2 separate regions of the Mus musculus genome follow, and region 1 is linked to region 2. Evidence: chromatin loops called from intact Hi-C (ENCODE). Cell type or tissue: heart. All regions are shown on one strand.

Region 1 (2,500 bases), 190 kb before region 2:
TTGTCACCCCAGCATTTAGACCCTGAGGTAGGACGATTGCCATGTCAAGACAAGCCTGGGTTACATGGCAAAACCTTGTCCCAAGCAACAACAGGAAGAAAAAACAAAAACAAAAACAAAACCTCTCGAGTTCTTTTGTTGAAGGTCAATTTACTTCTTTAAAACCATTCTTAGAAAACATAATCTAAAGCCCAATATGAAAACAATGCTGTGTGATTTCTATAGTTGGCACTTGTTATATCTAAAATTTAGTAGATTATAAATATTGAGTTGCATGCTTAAAAGATTTATCACACAAGTTCCAACAGCTTTTATTTTTTTAAAAAAGGAAAACATGAGTGGGCACAAAATTATTACCTGCTTGTATTTTTCATAAGCTTCCTAGATAATATTCTTTTTTTAAAAAAAGTGGAAAATTTGAAATTAACATTTTCTCATTGAAACAAATGACATATTTTCATTTTCTAAAAAGTTTTATAAAAAATGGTTATAGATGAATGAACTTTCCTGAAATACATGCAGCATAGGATTCTCCTTAAGTGTGGTACTTATCATCTGAAGAGCCTAAGTTTTCATCCAGGAATGAGGAATGCTGGTGTGCAAATTAAACCTAACTGAATAAACATTTCACTGAGAGCCTCTGTGCCAGACCCCAACTCCTTAGTCTTTAGACAGCGGTTAGACGCTATCCTATCTTATTCTATTATGCGAAGATTTACTATATATTATATGGAATATTAAAAGTTGGAGACTATTTAGCTTTGAAACGTTTTCAGTGTGAGAGCTGGAGAAGTTATCCCGGGTGTGGTGGCATACCCTCTTAATCCCATCACTCTGGAGGCAGAAGCTGGTGGACCTCTGTGAGTTCGAGGCCAGCCTGGTCTAAACAGTGAGTTCCAGGAAAGCCAGGGCTGCTACACAGAGAAACCCTGTCTCTAAAAACAAAATGAAACAAATCTTCCAAAGAATTATTTTTTTAATTCACTTTAGGTCCAGATCACTTCCGATAGGATCCACCAGGGGGAAGCAGAGGAACGGGATTGCTCCTTCCCGAACTAGCAGTGGTGAGGACTTACCGTCTCTCAGAGCAGAAATCTTCCTGTGCCTCTCCTTTCCCCCTCTACCCTCCCCACTTCTAATTAACCCTGATTTATTTGCCCCGAGAACTGACACCGTGGACCCACAGCAGCAGTGTAGTGCGAAGAGATTTGCGCCCAGGCCAGGGCTTCAACGGGATTACGCTGATGAATTTGCTAAACACAAAGTCCACAGAAGCCCCAAATCCAGCTCTCTGCGAGGCCACCTGGCTCACGGTTGATTAAGACAGGGACCCTGAGCTGTTTGATCTTCTCTCATCAAAGAGTCTTTAAGCAAGTTTCATTTTACACTACTGTAAGGTGGCGATGGCTTGTGACTGCAGTGAGCCGCCTGAGCCAGCGCTCAGGCAATGGAGGTTCGCGGCTCACCCTGGCAGGAAGAGAGTGCAACAGCAGCTTGGAGCTCCAAGATCCTCTCAAGGGGGAAGAATCCTTGCTCCAACCCCTTAGCAGAAGTTAGTACTGTTTCTAGCCTACATCTTGTTTCCACCAAGGTTCTAATACAATGTTCTAGCTGGAAATTTGGGGATGAAGAAACAAAATCATTCATTCATCCATTCTCATTCATATTAATTTGTTCATTCGTTCTCTCACTCCCTTCTGCTCGGGCATCTTTTAGAAAATCAAGAGTCACGTAATTCACCATATTTCCAGAAACTTAGTTTACATTCTCCAAAATCAGCAAGTTCCCAGGGTCCACAATAGTGAGTATTGCTTAATAACGCTGTCTGAAAGACATTTAACCTGAAGACAAAAGGCCTTGCCCAGGACGGCTTAAAGACTACTTTTGTATCCAGAAGGGGGCTCCCTTGACTTCCCAGCATGACATTTACAAATGAAAAGAAAGCTAGTTCCACAATCACAAAGGGACAGTTGTCACCTTGCAGTCCATTGCTGAGCTCCAGCCCTTAGCTTCCAGGGCAGTGGCAAGGGGCCCTTTTGGTCACAGCCCTTGGAGAATGCCAGTATGATACAGGGAGTATGACAAGAACCCAGTGGCACAGAAGAAAATTCCATCTCCTATATATCTGCTGTCCGGGCCCCGCCTTATGCTGGCACCGCCCTATCTTTAGGATTGGAAATATTAAGTCCTACAGGGGATATTATGAGGCAGCTGGACTCCTAGACCCTACCTATCACAGGCCTTTCTGGGAGTCAGGACCTCCTGAAAGATGCTGCTGTCATCATTCTCACCAGACCTCCTTCACTTCTGAGCTCCAGGCTGTTTATGCTTCAAGGGCTCCAGGATCGTTTTCTGAGCTGAGTTAGATAGTCTTGTGACTGTGGCGCTGGGTTTATCTAGGCTAGCCATCTCCAGGGACAGAGCGAAGATAAGCATCCCAAACTCACTTGCTCCTCTTTGTAGGACAGAAAAGCCTACCCACTTCAAGGGACTCCAAACA
Region 2 (2,500 bases):
TTCTTGATGAAAATGACAATGTATATAATAGATTTGGGGAAATTTATAATTATTTAGACATGTATCTTTAATTTCCTTCCTATGACACTTTATGTCTCAGTTAACCAACCCTGTTGAGACAACACTACAATAAAACCTTGGGAGAGTGCTTTGGTGAAGAAGAAATGGAATGCGACAATTCACGATGTCTGTGAGTGGAGACTGTGTTCCTTTAAACGGCTCATTCTGGAATCCAGGTAATGCCATTAACAGTCAAGGAAAATGGCAGAGCAGAGAGATTTCCTGTAATGTGGCAGAGCAGCCAAAGGCAAATAGTTTCCAAGAAAGCCCTGCTAACATTTCCTACCTTTGCCAAGAGGAAGACTGGTGACACACAGGAGGAAGTGAGAAGGTGTGATGAACGCTCATAGAGGTGGGTTAGTGAGGACTCCCAGTGCTTCCTATGCTAATTTCACCATTACATCACCACATTTACCCGGTCCAGATGTGCTCTGTAGCATCCTACCCCCGTGATTATTTCTCTTCCTCCTCCTCCTCCTCTTCCTCCTTCTCCTCATTTTCTATCTTAAAGACTTGAATAATGAAGATTGGAGAAATTGCACAGATTTCCCTAAAGCCCATCATTAGAAACAGAGCAAAGTATAATAACACATATGAATAAAAACGCTGCAGTGTTATGTGCTAACTTTAAAATTTTTTAAAGAAGAAGAAAAAATAAAAACTTAAGTCTCTTTTATTCACATCCATATTCTTTCTATAATACATATGGTTCTGATTTAAACTGGATTAGAGTTTAGATCTGGATATTTTAAAATTATGTTTAAAGTTATTCTTATATTTCTCTAACTGTATAGTTATAGATCTTGAATAAGTTACATAGTACCAATTTAATACAGGTATTTTGTAGAAATAGATAAAGCCTTATATACCTTAAAAAGTAAAATAGATCAAAATTAATTTGATTTTTAAATTATTTACTCCCTCTACTGGTGACTTTTATAATGTTATAAGTACAGAAGTACAAAATGGATGTGCACAGACCAGTCCTAAAAACAAAATTATTAGCGGTTATTAAAAAGTACATTTTATGACAATCACTTTACCTATTTGTCCTCACTTACAAATATTCTCTAGAGTAAATATTTCTTGATTTTTTTCTGGGAAAGCATACTTATTTTTTGTCATAAATGAAATATATTCCTTCTGTAATATAACAACCAATCAAATATAATTATTTGCTTAATTTCAATGTCAGTATTTGTGCCAGTTATATGTGCACATATGCATATAACATTTTGCTTTGTAATTCTGTACAGTGAAATTCATATTGAAAATATATTGAAATGAACCTTAGAATAAAAGATACAGGCTCTGTAGAGATATGGCCTAGTCTTCTGCATGTATACTATAGCTGAGTAGCTTGGTATTCTTGTGGGAATCCTAAGAGCTGGAGAAGGGCCTGTCCCTGCCTCTTGTGTCTATTTATGGGATGTTTTTTTCCTTGTCCAGCCTTGATATGATGATAAGTGCTTGGTCTCATTGTAGCTTTCTATGCTGTGCTTGGCTAATGTCCCTGGGAGGCCTGCTCTTTTCTGAGGGGAGGTGGAGATGGCAGGGAGAGACATGCAGGATGGGAGGGAGGGGAAACTGTGGTCAGGCTGTGATATATGAGAGAATGATAATTTTAAAAAAAAGATACAGGCTTATAATGTGTAGAGATCTTATTAGATCTTAAAGAGATGGACCAAGGAGAAGAGAATGATTAAGTAGCTATTGGAAAAGAGGTGCAAACAGTGTCCAATGATATGGCTATCCAAGGACTTTTCAGACTTTTCCAAATTAATAGCCTGCATCCATCCCATGGCTGCGAGAATCAGAGAGGCTGACTCTACCCACAGGTGAGAGGCACAGAGCAAACGATGGGGAACCGCACATCCCTCTGCGGAATCAGGTTGCCAGTGTCATGGGATGCTTCTGAATATTTTACAGTTAGTCTAACTCTTGTGTTTCTTTTTATCTTTAGCCCCAGGCTGGTTTCTAATCTATAATCCTTCTGCCTCATCTCTCAAATGCTGGGATTATAGGTCTGTGTCATCGTGCCTTATTGCATAATACTCTTGCTTGTATTTGTGTGTGGTAGTCAGGGAAGAAGGAAGGACAAATGTATTTTGTTGATTTTTCTCTGATGATTGTAAAAGCTGAAGCACTCTCTCTCTCTCTCTCTCTCTCTCACACACACACACAAACACACACTCACACACACACACCTCAGAGAGACTTACAGTAAAATATATTAAGCGATACATTACTTAATTGTATTAAAATATATTGAATATATGAAAATATATTAAGTGTACAAAGTAATTCTGTTGGCAGCCTGATGCCCCTGCATATTTTACAAATGCTCTTTTTCCTTTGGCTATGTTCATAATACAGAACAATATGTTTCTTCGATTTGTGCTTAATATTACTCAGCAACACTCTATGAAAGATGCCCATG

What was found. A loop is a pair of places that touch in the nucleus more often than their neighbours do. Peaks named below come from ENCODE experiments on the same cell type or tissue, not always from the same donor. Only the 100,000 strongest peaks of a DNase experiment are listed, where the experiment ranks them.
Region 1: it touches region 2 in a loop (14-fold over the local background); 12 of 42 quality-filtered maps call a loop at or near these places.

The regions. Positions count from the first base shown.
Region 1 is chr19:30,553,339-30,555,838 of GRCm38, reverse strand. No RefSeq gene overlaps it. Among named protein-coding and RNA genes, the nearest start is that of Dkk1, 5.1 kb to the right of the region's middle. In heart, a CTCF peak has its summit at 1,016 (motif pointing right); no DNase peak of the experiment used is centred here; H3K4me3 peaks cover 573 bases; H3K27ac peaks cover 590 bases.
Region 2 is chr19:30,363,652-30,366,151 of GRCm38, reverse strand. No RefSeq gene overlaps it. Among named protein-coding and RNA genes, the nearest start is that of Gm36319, 30 kb to the left of the region's middle. In heart, a CTCF peak has its summit at 985 (motif pointing left); no DNase peak of the experiment used is centred here.